Linked DNA regions of Homo sapiens: region 2 is linked to region 1. A link is a loop called in an ENCODE intact Hi-C map of the cell type or tissue named here. Cell type or tissue: PC-9. All regions are shown on one strand. Region 1 overlaps MCU (mitochondrial calcium uniporter). Region 2 holds the start of MIR4676 (microRNA 4676).

Region 1 (8,000 bases):
TTTAGATAGCCCCTTAATAGCTGTTAGACCTTGTACATTATCTAACTTCCATGAGCTTCAGATTGACCAAAAAAAAGTACTAATATATAGTTCAATATATTGAGGTTCAAAAATTTTTTAATTATTCTGCTCTATTACAGAGGTAATACATACTCAATGATGTATAAAATTTGGACAATACATAAATGCATAAGGAAAAATGTGCCTATAATGCATACAAAGAAAATAAAACTGTACATAACACGTAAAGGCAGAAAAATTACTCAGTGGGATAGTTTTACTAAACTGAATGCATAAATGGGGAAAAAATACCCATAATCCCAACATCCAAAGGTGCCCACTATTTGTTTGTTTGTTTGTTTGAGATGGAGTCTCGCTCTGTTGCCAAGGCTGGAGTGCAGTGGCGCAATCTCAGCTCACTGCAACCTCTGCTTCCTGGGTTCAAGCAATTCTCCTGCCGCAGCCTACCAGGTAGCTGGGATTACAGGTGCATGTCACCATGCCCGGCTAATTTTTGTATTTTTAGTAGAGGCAGGGTTTCACCATGCTGGCCAGGCTGGTCTCGACTTCCTGACCTCGTGATCCATCCGCCTCAGCCTCCCAAAGTGCTGGGATTACAGGCGTAATCCTAGCATTTTGTATGCTCCTCTCAGGACTTTTTTTCTATATGTATTTAGTTGTTGTTGTTTTTCTTGTTTTTTTTTAGAAATCTTTTCTTACTGGAGTAGTATGTGTTGTTTATAAGTCAAAATAATACAGAAGTGTTACAGAGCAAAAAGTGAAAGCCCTCTCATTAGCAGTTTGATATACATTCTTTCAGACTTTTCTCAGTGCATATACAATGTGTGGATATAATTTAATCTAAAGTATAGAATCATACTGTATATTTTGAATATAAAATCAAACTATATTTAATTTTATAACTTAATTTTTATACCTAAGATTCTGTAATATACTTTGACAGTTGTGTATGTGGATCAACTTGATTCTTTTATTTTTATTTTTTATTTTTTCGAGACGGAGTCTCACTCTGTCACTCAGGCTGGAGTGCAGTGACCTGATCTCGGCTCCCAGGTTCAAGCGATTCTCCTGCCTCAGCCTCCCGAGAAGCTGGGACTATAGGCGCCCGCCACCACGCCCAGCTAATTTTTGTATTTTTAGTAGAGACGGGGTTTCACCATATGGCCAGGCTGGTCTCGAACTCCTGACCTTGTGATTCACCCGCCTCAGCCTCCCAAAATGCTGGGATTACAGGCGTGAGCCATCACGCCCGGCCTCAACCTGATTCTTTTTAAAAGCTATGTAGTTTTCATTGTATTGATATAATTTATTAGATGATTTCCAAATATTCACTATAATTAATAGTATTACAGTGAACATTCATTCATTTAATAAATATTTAATGATTACCTGCTGTGTGCCAAGCACTATTTTTGGTGTTGAAAACTGTGGTAAACAAATGTTAAGTTCCAGCCTTCACAAAGCTGTTCTCTGTAAGCACTCCTAGCTTTGTGTACTCGTGACAATTTCAATATATAACATTTTTTTTTTTTTAAACAAGATGCGGTCTCACTATGTTGCTCAGGCTGTACTTGAATTCCTGGGTTCAACTGATCCTCCCTCCTCAGCCTCCTGAGTAGCAGGGATTACAGGTACATGCCACTATGCCCAACTCAGAACATTTTTTGTAAACAGAATTTTTGGGGCTAAGAGTTCACATTAGATACTGCTAAATCTCTCTAATCTTTTCTCATCTGATAGAAAAAAAAAGGTAAAGCAAAACCCATGTCATTGTTTTTAATAAATGTCATTATTATTAAGATTAAACTTTTTTTTATGTCATTGGCCATTTGTATTTCTTATTTTACGAATTACCTATTCATATTTTAAGGATCACAAATAATATCTGATAAGTAATAATACATTGCTTTTGAAACATATTAGACATATAACATTTGGTTGGATGATTACAGTTCCTATTATTTCATTTATTAATAATCAGTCTTGACAAATACAAGTTCAGCATCTCTAATTCAAAAATCCAAAATCTGAAATGCTCCAAAATCCAAAACTTCTTGAGTGCTGACATGACATGCCAAGTGGAACATTTCACACCTGACCTCATGTAACATGCTGCAGTCAAAACGCAGGAACACAACACACAGTTTGTTCAGGGATCTTAAGGCAAAAAGACCCTCCCCCCAGTGCCTTCCAGTTGCGATGTGTCTTTTCCAAGCACAGCATGATGGTGATGCCAAACAACCACAAATTGTCCACATGGTGGCCGAGATAGTTGAAACCTTTTGCTTTCTGATGGTTCAGTGTATAGACTTTGTTTCCTGCCCACAGTTATTTAAAATATTGTATAAAGTTATCTTTAGCCTATGTGTATAAGGTGTATATGAAACATAAATGAATTTTGTGTTTAGATTTGGGTCCCATTCCCAAAGTATCTCAATATGTGTGAGAGAATATTTCAAAATCCAAAGAATTTTGAAATCTGAAACACTTTTGGTCCCAAGGATTTTAGATAGAGAATACTCAACCGGTAATGCAAAACAGATGGAAAAGCCTGTTGGTCATGTATCAAGATTTATTTACTGAATGACTTAATGAGTCCATATATCTTCCAAAAACCCTGTCTGTAGATTACAGCCTCTGAATTGTTCTTTCAATTTGAAAGGCTGAGAATCACTGATAACAAAAGCAAACATCCTGTAACAGAATACTGAATACAAGAGAGAGCTGTGCCTTCCTAAAGAAATTTTTGAATTCATTTGTGTTTGGATGATCTTTTTTAACCTTGCCGTCATGCATTTTTAATTGATATAATTTACACACAATGAAGTACACAATCTAAGGTGTTGGATTATTTTTTAAATAGTTTCACTGAGGCCTAGCACGGTGGCTCACACCTTTAATCTCAACAGTTTGTGAGGCCAGAAGTTCGAGACCAGCCTGGGCAACATAGCAAGACCCTGTCTCTACAAAAAAATTAAAAAATTCGCTGGGCATGGTGGAACACACCTGTAGTCCTAGGTACTTGAGAGGCTGAGGTGGAAGGCCGGAAGTTTGAGGCTACAGTGAGCTATGATTGATTGCACCACTGCACCCCAGCCTGAACGATAGAGTGAGACCCTGTCTCTTAAAATAAAAAAGTTTCACTGAAGTGAGAAACCAAAAATTTTAGTGTATTTTCACTAATTTGTGGGGGTGGGGATAGGTAGAGGCCATATTCATAGTACTTTGGGCAGTGTTCTCTAGAAAATTTATAGTACTTTTCGTGTTATTATACACTATCACCTATTAAGGTAAGTATTTGGTTAAAGTGCTGTAGAAATGGAGGTGATGAGAGGTTCTCATTGATTACATAATTTCCTAGATAGTATTAACTCATAATGCTTTCTTTTTTTTTTTTTTTTTTGCTGAAAGTATTTTTTAAAGTTAGTAATTGGTTCTGTTGATTTTATAGGTACAGTGTAGTGAATGTAAGTGCCAGCCAGTACTGGAGCTAACATTAGAACTTTACCCTTCTGACTGTAGTTTCATGTTCTTCACATAAACCCTACTTCTGCTTGAGAGGCTTGGACTGACTCTGACCCACAGACTTCTCAGATTATTTTTGATAATTCTTTGCCAGTTTGTTTTCTTTAAAATTGCTACTTCATTCTAACATCCTGTTTCCTGATGAGTCTAGGTTCAAGGTAACTAGGTAACTCTTTTTTTCTTTTTTTTTTTTTTTAATACGCGGTCTCATTCTGTCACCCAGGTTGGAGTGCAGTGGTGTGATCTTGGCTCACTGCAACCTCTACCTCCCAGGCTCAAGCGAACCTCTTGCCTCAGCCTCCCGGGTAACTGAGACCACAGATACACACCACTATGCCTGGCTAAGTTTTTGTATTTTTGGTAGAGACGGGGTTTTGCCATGTTGCCCTGGTTTGTCTTGAACTCCTGAGCTCAAGCAATCCACCCACCTCGGCCTCCCAAAGTGCTAGGATTATAGGTGCTAGCCACTGTGCCCAGACCTAGGTAACTCTTAATTGTGTTTTTACACATTTGTGTGGCATTTCCTTTAAGCCACCTATGTGGTCTTTGAGGAATTGTGATACCAAGCGTTCAACACAAAACTGGAAACTTCCACTATTGAGAGGTTCATCCATTCTGTCCTGAAGGACAACAGGCATTTCCTGCTGTCCTTCTAGGTTTAACTTGTACCTCTTCAGGAGGCACATGGTTCTGGAGGGGCAGGTTTGTAGTGTTCCTGAGGATTTTCCCTGCCTCCTTTTAAACGATCATCTATCATTGCTTCAGTAGCTTTAGCATTTTCGGTGAGTCTTTTGATTCAGTAAAGTATAGAGTAGGGATAAAGAATAAACAAGACAAATTTTATTAGCCTCGTTTTCATTTAAAAATAATATTGTACTTAATTGAAATATAAATGAGCGCTGTTTGAGCTTTCTTTAAAAAAAAAAAAAAAAAAGATGAGTGACTCAGAGCTAACCACTCTGGCTAGAGCTTCTGAATGATGTCTTAAAAGTTCTCCAATAAAACTGACAAGAACAAGGCTGACAAATTTGTAATTTCATCAGAAACTGAGCAAAAGGAAATTTATGGTAAAGATAAATACTTATCCATTGTAGACCATTGGATAGCCACTGCTCTCAGAGCCTGCCTTGCTGAAATATATTCAGTGTGTATATACATACAAAATATTCAGCCTTTGCTTTAAAAGGCAAATAGAACACTATTCCTTTGTATAATCCTTAAAGCTTCACTTTCTGGTTTGTGTTTTATGCCTTTATTTGAACACTAAAACAATATTTGTTTATATGTATATCCCCTTATTCTATATGAAAGATGATCTGGTAAATCTGTTAAATCCTTTACAAAAACATCACCACTCAAACTTACTTTGAAATATTTGCAACTCCTGAGTAATTATGTTGAGTAGCATTTCACTATAGTTTAACCAACAGTGGTTTCATTCCCTGTACAGACATTAGATCGTGTACCAAAAGAATTGTATCTTATTTCACGTATTACTCATGACTCATTGTTTCTGTATTTCACCGAAAATAGACTAATACTCCTTTTCTCCTCTTCTCCTTTGTGGATTTTATTGTAAGAGAAGATAGGCTTAAAACAGAATAATTTTCAGGAGCAAAATTACGTGGGTTTTTCCATCTGGGTAATCCATTTTGGCTTTTATTATTGTGGAGGAGAATATAGCTCATACAGTAGATGGTTTGTTGTTTCTTTTTCCTGCTTGTATTTTTTTTTTAAGAAATGATTTCTTCACAAAATCAGCAACAATTCTCCTTGAATTTTTCTTGTATTTCTTCATCCAGTTGGCTCTCATTTTCCCCCATCTTCTGCTTGCCTATTGTGATACTCAGTGAGCCTGAGGAGCTACAGAACTTTCATTTAAAAATGCAGAAATAGAAACAATTGACAAATGCTTGCCACAAAGAAAAAATTCCAAACTCAAAAATCTGGCCTGTTTAATTTGTTCTGCAGTAGTGTCCTCTGCTATTAATTTATTTATGCAAGCTGTAAAGTCTGAGAAAAGGCTTCTGTTTTTAAAGGCTTTTCAGTTTCTGTTCTCCAATTTTTTTTGTAATAAACTTCCATTTCATATTCTTCTTAATATTTTATTATGAAAGTTGAAAACCTTTATGAAAGTTGGAGTAATGGTTTAATGAATCCCATGTACCCAGTACCTAACTTCATCAGTTACCAACACATAGCCTATCTTATTTCATTTTTACCCCCACTCATTTTTTTGCACACACACAAAATACTGGATTGTTTTATGGAAATTATTTATTGTTTTTCTGTAAATACTTCAATATATTTCTCTGACATGTAAGGGTAGCCACAATACCATAATTAAATCTAAAAATATTAACAGTATTTTTAATATCATAGAATATCTAGTCATGTTTAAATTTTTCTGATTGTCCCATAAATTTACACTTAGCTCATTTTAAATGGAATCCAAACAAGGACCAGACATTGTATTCTTTCTTAATCTGTAGGATCCTTCTCTTTGTTTTTGGAATGTAAGTAAATATATATATATATATATATATATATATATATATATATATATATATATATATATATAAAATAAGAGTGCCAACAATTTACATTTTTTTTTTTTGAGACAGAGTCTCTCACTCAAGCTGGAGTGCAATGGCACAGTCTTGGCTCACTGCAACCTCCACCTCCTGGGTTCAAGTGATTCTCGTGCTTCAGCCTCCCAAGTAGCTGGGATTACAGGTGCCCACCACCATATCTGGCAAATTTTTTTGTATTTTTAGTAGAGACAGGGTTTCACCATGTTGGCCAGGCTGGTCACAAACTCCCAACCTCAGGTGATCTGCCCGCCTTGGCCTCTCAAAATACTAGGATTACAGAAGTGAGCCATCACGCTCGGACAATTTACCTATTTTTAAAGTCAACAAATGGCTCAAATACCACAAAATCCAGAAGAAAAACAAAACATTTTAATTAATTACCTGATACACTTCTATAATACTTTTTGTTCCTGCTTTGTCTTCATACTCTTTGATCACTTCTTCATGTGACAAAGATTTTCTAATATAATTTCTTATAGAGAATAAACCTAATTCAGCCTTTTTCCTAACATAGTTGATTGAAATTTGTTTTTTTGTTGTAGATCACATGCAAAAAAACTGGCAAATTCACATACAGTCACAGTCATTGTAGTATTAATGCACACAGAAGAGTATCAGTTCTATTTTGTGTGATTCCCAACAAAAATGAAAACAAAGTATGTTGCATTGTAATTGTATCCACGTCTTAGCCGATAAATTTCTTCTTACTTATTGGTTGATTGATTGATTGGCTGTGTGCAGTGGTGTGATCACAGCTCACTGCAGCCTCAATCTCCCAGGCCCAAGCGATCTTGCCACCTCAGCCTTCCAAGTAGCTGGGACTACAGGTGTGTGCCACCAGGCCTGGCTAATTTTTTATTTTTTGTAGAGATGAGGATTTGCTGGTTGCCCAGGCTGCTCTCAAACTGCTAGACTCAAGTGATATTCCTGCCTCTGCCTCCCAAAGTTGTGGAATTACAGGCATGAGCCACCTCACCTGGCCCTAGTTTGTTTCTTTCTTTCTTTCTTTCTTTCTCTTTCTTTCTTTCTTTCTTTCTTTCTTTCTTTCTTTCTTTCTTTCTTTCTTTCTTTCTGTCTCTCTCTCTCTCTCTTTCCTTCCTTCCTTCCTTCCTTCCTTTCTTCCTTTCCTTTCCTTTCCTTTTTCCTTTCCTTTTTCCTTTCCTTTCTTCTTTTTTTTTGGAGACAGGGTCTCGCTCTGTTGCCCAGGCTGGAGTGTAGCAGTGTGGTCTTGGCTTACTGCAACCTCTGCCTCCTGGGTTCAAGTGATTCTCATGCCTCAGCCTCCCGTGTAGCTGGGACTACAGGTGCCTGCCACCATGCCCAGCTAATTTTTTGTATTTTAGTGACAACAGAATTTCACCATATTGTCCAGGGTGGTTGAACTCCCAAGCTCAGGCAATCCGCCCACCTCAGCCTCCCAAAGTACTGGGATTACAGGTGTGAGCCACCTCACCCGGCTGCCCTAGTATATTTCTGATGACAGAGAACTTCCATTTTGATAAGGTGTCAATGAGAACCCAATCCTTTGCTTACAGTTTACCCCCTTTTTTTCCCCCTTGCCATTTATTTGTTGAATAAACCAATTCAACTGTGCTATAGAAAGTCCCTGTGGAATTTGCTAGTCATCTATATATTTACCCATCTAATAAATATTTATTGAGAGTCTGTTATGTACAGGCACTTCCTGCTTTCATAGAGCAACAGTCTAGTAGATGAACAAACACTGATCATCTCACGATTAAATATAGAATTTTAATTTCATAAGCACTTAGAAGAGAGATGTGAAGAAAACTTTAAGAGCATTTCATAAGGGATTTGACCTATTCTAGTTATCAAGGAGGTGGTAATTGAATGAGGTCT
Region 2 (8,000 bases), 81 kb before region 1:
TACAGTTAAAATACCAGTCAGGGTAATGGAAATTGAGGACCAGAGTTATTCAAGGATCACAGAGCAAATCAGTGTTCTACTACTGAAATCAGAGGGTAGGTCTCCTGCCTCCTTTCCTAGGGTTCCTTTTGCTAGGTCTCACAACATATTAGGCGATGCTTGTTTTCCCTACTATTTGAAAGGTGCACAGTCTATTTCCTTTCTCTCTCTCTCTCTTTTTTTTTTTTTTTGCCCCTGAAGTAAAAGCAAAGACTCAATGATTTAAACCACAAAGATATGGTTGTTAAGAGTATCGGTCTTAATTGGAGTTTGGATGCTTTTATTGTTTGAAGATAACTAGGGGATTGCTTCTTTTTTTTTTTTTGGAGATACAGTCTCGCTCTGTCGCGCAGGCTGGAGTGCAGTGGCACGATCTCGGCTCACTGCAACCTCTACCTCCCGAGTTCAAGCAATTCTCCTACCTCAGCCTCCTAAGTAGCTGGGTTATAGGCGCCCGCCACCACGCCCGCTTAATTTTTGTACTTTTAGTAGAGACGGGCTTTCACCATGTTGGCCAGGCTGGTCTCAAACTCCTGACCTCAGGTGATCCACCCGCTTCAGCCTCCCAAAGTGCTGGGATTACAGGTGTGAGCCACTGTGCCCAGCCGGGATTGCTTCTTAATGAGTCACTAAGTGCTTATAGTATATACTCAGAAAGGTTGGCTTAGATGGAATAAAAAAAGAAGTTAGAGCCTTGTTCATAATTTTGAAGCTAGGAGCAAAACTAAAATTGGCATAGATAGAATGCTTTCCTCATATATCTATGTATCTAAGACCATAGATAGAAAGTATATTTGTGTATGTGTGTGTGGGTATGTGTGTCTAACAGCTTTAAAAGTGCATCTGGATTGCGTTTTGAAAGGAGTTTAGCAGGTGTATTACAATCTGTAGATTATGTTGCAGAGTTTTAATTGGACTTTTAAAAATAAATTTTATTTTTGAACAGTTTTAGATTTACAAAAAAATGGCAAAGATCTTACACAGAATCCCCATATATCCCTCACCTTCTTCTATTATTAACATTTTACATTACTTTGGTACATTTGTTACAATTAACAAACCAATCTTGATACATTATTATTAACTAAAGTCCATACTGTATTCAGATTCCCTTAGTTTTTGCCTAGTGTTCTTTTTCTGTTCTTGGATTAAAGGAATTTTTATTAGCATGTTCGTTGAAATAGGAGACATTTATATGATCACCTGAAGGTTAGGCTAGTTCTGAAGTCCCTTTCAATTTCCAAGAGTCTATTTAAATGAGTACAACAGGCAAAGTTTGGACTTGTAATGTTTATATTCTCCTGTTAGGTGTTGGGAAAAAAAATTGTTACTTTATCTTATTGATAGTAATGGCTCTTCAATTGTTTCTAAATTTTAGCATCATCAATTTCAGAAAGGACAAGATGGATTTGGTTACTTCTGTCATTAAGTATCATATGCTAAATTGCTGGTGAAAATATTCTAAAGTAAATTGCCTCCTTTGGGAATGATGTGGATCAACTATCCTACGTCAATAAGTTTTTTCCCGCTGAAAGTAGTTTTGGAGTCCATACCTTCTGATGAATCTATTAATCATTCATATTTCCCTATGAAGATTTAAAAATATTTATTCCTTAAAAGTTCATTAGTTATTTACAAAAGTTGAACACATGCATGCCCTATGACTCAGGAGTTCCATTTCTAGGTTTATACAAAACAGAATTATGTGTCTATCTATATTCACCAAAAGACCTGGACAAAAATGTTCATGGCAGGACTGATAGTCCAAACTGGAATTTTCCAAGTGCCCATCAACAGTAGAATAAGTATATAATTTGTGACATAACCACATAATGAGTATTGAACAGTGATCAGAATGAACAGGTTACAACTACATATAAAAATGCATGGTTCTCACAAATAATATGATGAACAAAAGAAGCCAGACACTAACAGTGTATGATTCCATTTATATGAATTCAAAAGCAGGTAAAACTAATCAATAGTGTCAGAAGTCAGGAGACTGATCACCTTTGTTGGGGGTTTGGGGAAAGTGTTTGACAGAGGGTATGAAGGGGGCTCCTGGGGTGCTAGTAATGTTCTGTCTCTTGGTTTAGGCATTGGTTACATGGGTGGGTTCATTTTGTGAAAAAATTATCAAGTTTATACTTTTTCATTTACATGTTATTCAGAAAGTATATACAAAAAGTATTAAAAGTATTAGCAATTCTGGAAAACACACAGCATTTCACTGTTAACATTTAAAGGATATGTAGAGAACCAGTTGAGCAAATGAACCTTTTATCTTAGAATATATGCTGTCAGAATTATAGGATTATCAAGGTACCATTATGTTACTGGAGCTGTTACAGTCTTAGTCTTATTTGTATTATAAGAAGAATAAAGTAGCTGATGTTAATAATCTGTTGTTATTGTAACCAGGTTTTTGAGATGCCCCAAAGAAGGACATCTTTTCCTTTTGGTCTGTTTTGATTCACCAAGTCAAAACGTTCAGGTATTCTTTTAGTACAGTAAAGAATGATCGGTCAAATAGTTGTGCATTTGGAATATTCATGTGTTTACGAGTGCTGGTATGTGTTCCTTCCCACTGATTGTTACATCAGCAAGTGAGCTGTAGTCTTGGTTGTGTGTGTATTTTACATGTTCTTTTGGCTTTAAGGTATCACTTAACATAACCAGAATGTAGAATTTTCTTCCCAAACAGAGCTCTTTTTGTGATTTTTCTTATTGTCACTTTTGGTTTTTCCAGTGACTTGAGGATAAATCACCTCAGGCATTTATCCTTTATATTACAAACATACAATTATATTCTCTTAGTTATTTTAAAATATACAATTAAATTATTATTGGCTATAGTCACCCTGTTGTGCTATACAATTCTAGGTCTTATTCATTCTTTTAATTATTTTGTGCCCATTAACCATTGCCACTTCCCAATCATTTTTATTGATTGATTAGTTGATTGATTGAGATGGGAGTCTTGCCGTGTGGCACAGGCTGGTCTTGAGCTCCTGGCCTCAAGTGACCCTCCCACTTCAGCCTCCTGAGTAACTGGGACTGATTACAGGTGCAAAATACTACGCCCATCTAATTAAATTTTTTTTTTTGGAGAGACAAGGTCTCACTAGGTTGCCCAGCTGGTCTTGCACTCCTAGCCTCAAGCAATCCTTCCACTATGGCCTGGGATTACAGGCATGAGTCACTGTGCCTGGCCAATAATGTTTCTGATAACCAGTGACTGCTTACTAACTTTCAGGTTGTGTGACATGCCATACATACATGATTTTATTTCATTTATTCTGTGCACCAGTCCTATAAAGTAGGTACTATAATTTCTACTGCTGAAGAAATAAAGACAGGAAGGTTCTATGTAACTTGCTCAAGCTAGTAAGTGATGGAATTAGGAATTCAGGTATATGTCTGCATACTTCCCAGTTGTAACCTCTGTCTCCCCATGCTCCTGAATGCCATGAATAGATTACTCCTTAATCACCAAGTGCATTCCCACCTTTTTCTTAGCCCTTTCACTTTGCAGATCCACTGACTATTAGGCCCTGACTTGTTCCGTTTGTTCCTTTCTCATCATCTCACTCTATCCATCCTTCAAGGCACAGCTCAAGTCCTATCTGTTCAGTGACTTCTTCCTTCTCCTTTCCAATTTATAGAATACTCCTTAGCCCTGCCACACATTTTATACTTCCATTGTGTTGAATCTATCTTTTTATATACGGATGCTTTAGTTTAAACTTCAGATTGTAACCTCCTTGAGGAAAGGGCTTGGATTACAGATTTTACTTGTATTCTCTGCAGTGTCTTATAATAGATGTTCAACAAATGTATATGTTGATCAATTGAAATGATAATAGAACCCTTAATAGCTGAAGATATGTAACGTGCATCTAAGACTCCTGGTTATTTGAGCTTCTTGAAGTACTTTATACATCCAACTAACAGTCTTAATTCAGAACCAGGAATGACATGTTTAGGTTAGAGTTAGATACTGATTTCTAGACAGGAAGCTTAGTAATTGTTGCTACATACTGATCCAAGTAAGAATAGTTCTTTATATCCAGAGCCTGAATGAAAGAGCCAGTGGTGAGACAGTGAGTTGATTACTTCTCACTGTTTCACCACTGGCTCTTTGGTTCATGCTAACAATGTATCTCACCTAGATTATATTAACAGCTTTCTAATTAGTCTCCCTGCTTTTGTTCTTTCTTACCTCTGGTCGTAATTCAGCAGTGGGAATGATGACATCAGGCAGAAGGAGACTTATTCAGTAGCTTCTGATCTCACTCAGTAAAAGACAAAGTTCTTCAAGGGGCCTACAGGTAGTGACAATAAACTGGCTCTCTGGAGGGGGAAAAGGTTCTGATTTGTAGCATTTGCCTGTTTTACTGGTATAATTACTCCCACTCTGGCTGATTCAAAGTTCTAGAATGTACAGCAATCTGCTCCCCAGTCAATATCGGCTTCAGCACATCACTGTTGAACATTTGGCTCCCCGTCTGACTCCCATCTGCTGCCACTTTCCCTCTTGCCCACTCCATTTTGTGATACTGACCTCCTTGCTATTCCTCAAACATGCTGAACATGCACCTACCTCATAGGATTTTTGCACTGCAGTTTTCTATCATTAGAATGCTTTTCTCCTGAATATATACAGGTTTTCTTATTTCTTTTCCCTCTTGAGTCTCTGCTGAAATATTATATTCTCAGTAAGGTCTTCCATGATCTCCTTGCATGAAAATTTTATTTTATTGGTTGTTCTGAGATGATTTTAATATACACTACAGTGTTTTTGTAGTCATCTAGTGCCTTGCTGTAGTGATGCATTACTGCTATTTCTAGGCAATGTCATCTGTGGGTGGGCATAATGGTTATATTTGCTGTTGAGACTTAAAAAGAAGCATTTCATTTTGTTTGAAACGAAAATATCTGTGATACATATAAACAAATCAGTTTGGGCCTCTTATTGGTAATTGCAACTTGAATTACTATCCACTTAGGCTCCTTATGGGGAATGCAACAATATTTATGGTTAAGTGTACATTTGATAGTATATTGTTCTCACAGTAACATCATTGTGGGTTTGAAGATCTGTGCTAAGTTATGAAACAATGGAATTTATACACTTTATTTGAAGATAAATTGGGTTTATAGGGAATTCTTGGTATAAATATTAACGTGTAGATTAGTATAACATACTGTTTATTATAATTAGAAAAAGCTGTGGGCACTTAAATCCCAGCTACTTGGGAGGCTGAGGCAGGAGAATCACTTGAACCCGGGAGGCAGAGATTGCAGTGAGCGGAGATTGCACCTTTGCACTCCAGCCTGGGCAACAAGAGTGAAACTCCATCTCAAAAAAAAAAAAAAAAAAAAAAAAAAAGGTACATGACTTCTTATGAACTAGATGCCACCTTTTCCCCTTAACCTCAGCTGTTTCTTTTTCTTTTCTGTTTTATTAAGGAACTTTAACCTCCCGCTTGACTTAGTCTAGGCATAGCTAATATTACAGTGAGGTAACAAGATTGAGTTGTAGTTATTGGCACTTTTTTCTTTCTTTCTTTTTTTTTTTTTAACATGCAACTATTTTTACAAGCAAAATTCTAGTGTAACCAGAGTTGAAAACATGATAGCTATAGTTACTTTTTAAAAATTAATTTTTCAGGGGTAACTTTGACAACCCATTTTTGGGGGGAGTTTGATTTATAAGTCAAAGAAGAGAGTAGCTTGCACTGAAAGTTGCTACTTCTTCCTGTTAGATGATTAAGAAATAGAGACAAAATCTGTTTCTTTTTTATGAGGCCTTTTGTTACTTTCTTGGGTGACATTTTAAATAAAATTTGCATTATTTCTTTTCTCAAGACTACTGGACATGGGAGAAAAAGTCCCTTTTCCTTATCAAAGCTTAATTTCCTTTATTCTATTACTGTTATCTTCAGAAAATGTTTATTTTTGGCTGGGTGTGGTGGCTCACGCCTGTAATCCCAGCACTTTGGGAGGCTGAGGCAGGTGGATCATGAGGTCAGGAGATCAAGACCATCCTGGCTAACATGGTGAAACCCCATCTCTACTAAAGATACAAAAAATTAGCTGGGTGTGGTGGCAGGTGCCTGTAGTCCCAGCAACTTGGGAGGCTGAGGCAGGAGAATGGCATGAACCCAGGAGGCGGAGCTTGCAGTGAGCCGAGATTGGGCCACTGCACTCCAGCCTGGGCGACAGAGCGAGATTCTGTCTTAAAAAAAAGAAAAAAAGAAAATGTTTATTATCTAGTCTTTTTTTTGCAGCTAAGTTTTTAAAAATTAGCAAATTTGTCAGAACGAAGATTAAATTAATAAACTTAGTTTTCTGTTCTATATATGATGCTATGATTCTTATTTTTTCTAACATATTCAGAATCATTCATTTTTAAAAAATTTCTTTCTATGATAAAAGTACTAAATCTTTTATCATAGAAATTGAGATGTACAGAAAAATGGAAGAAAGAAAAAGTGCTACTCAGAGACAACCATTGTTAACATTTTTATGTATTTCCTTTTAGACATTTTTTAATGGAATTCATCTTGCTTTGATAAAAGAATAGGTCATCTTTATATACAACATAAAACCATATAACTTACCATCGAAGATGACTCAAAGAAGAAAAAAACCCATGTAACTATATTTTGCTTTTTTTGCTCAGCATTATACCAAATATTTAACAAACTTGTCATACACATTTAATGGCAGCATAATATTCCAGAGTGGCTGTATCAGTATTTGTGCTTGCAACGTGCTTTTCAAAATATATATATTTTTTGGTAGCACATTTGAGGATTTTAAAGGTAAACATTCTTTCCTCGTTTTCACCTGATGACTTTTGTAGTTTGTTGCTCTGCAGATAGAATAGGTTACCGCCCTCACCATGTTCTTTTACACTCACAAGTAACAGCCACAAATTTTAATAATGTTATTCAGAACATCTTTAAAAGTCCATCTGTTTCAGATGGTATCTTCGAGAACGTTTAACACAAACTGTCAGATTCTTCTAAGGTCATTGGAAAGCCCATCCTTTTGTCTCTAGATTTGCTCATCAAGAATATTAAGAAATAGCTTGTGATTCTTTAATATAGTTATGTAGATATACTATATTTTTAAAAAATCAATTCCCTATTACACATGTATGTTGTTTCCAGTCTTTTGCAGTTATTTGCATTGCTATGGTGAATAACCTTGTGCATTCATCATTGCTTGTGTATGAGTTTATAGAATGTATTCCTTGAAGTAGAAGGTATCAGAATTACTCTCTGCTTACATCTTTGCCAATACAATGTGGTACTAAACTTTCTGACTGGTGAAAAAATGGTATCTCAATGAAGCTTTAATATGTTTTTCTCGTATAAGTGAAGTGAGATTCTTTTAAAAGTACTGTCTTTCCCTTTGCTGTGAACTAAAACTCATGTTCCTTAACTCTCATAGAGATGTTGGTCTTTTTCTTTGTAATTTGTGGGAGTTCTTTGTATATTAGGGAAACTAATCCTTTGTGATTTTAACTGCATTTCTACCACCACCCCCTCCCCCACAAGTTTGTCACTTTTTAACATTTTAAGTCCTTTAAGTCTGAATCTGGACATTCAACTCTTAGGCACATTTAAAGGGCTGTATTATATATGAAAGTAGGGAACTACCTGTAAATGTTGCCAAGTAAATACAGTATTAGTCCTGAACATATTTGAAGACAGCTATGTGGATGAAGGTTAGATTAGATTTATTCCTTCTCTTTATGGAGAAGCAAATTGCAGCTCAGCATATGGAAGAATTTTCTCTTATTAGATCAGCTTCAAAATGGAATGGAAATCCTTTGGAATAGATGGATTCTTCGTTACTAGATTTGTTATTGGGAAGGAGATGCCAGCCTTTTCCCCAGTTCATTGCACAAAATAAGCACTTAGTGTTGAATAAACGAATCTTTGGGG

Evidence for each region. Peaks named below come from ENCODE experiments on the same cell type or tissue, not always from the same donor. Only the 100,000 strongest peaks of a DNase experiment are listed, where the experiment ranks them.
Region 2: a loop joins it to region 1, with 1.9 times the contacts of the local background. A loop is called at or near these places in 4 of 110 quality-filtered maps.

The regions. Positions count from the first base shown.
Region 1 is chr10:72,797,948-72,805,947 of GRCh38, forward strand. All of the region lies in intron 1 of MCU (mitochondrial calcium uniporter), which reads left to right. Among named protein-coding and RNA genes, the nearest start is that of MIR4676, 81 kb to the left of the region's middle. In PC-9, no CTCF peak of the experiment used is centred here; no DNase peak of the experiment used is centred here; H3K27ac peaks cover 2,990 bases.
Region 2 is chr10:72,716,913-72,724,912 of GRCh38, forward strand. All of the region lies in intron 1 of MCU (mitochondrial calcium uniporter), which reads left to right. It overlaps MIR4676 (microRNA 4676), which reads left to right and starts at 4,117; the gene lies at 4,117-4,188. In PC-9, no CTCF peak of the experiment used is centred here; a DNase peak (open chromatin) is centred at 3,219; H3K27ac peaks cover 2,160 bases.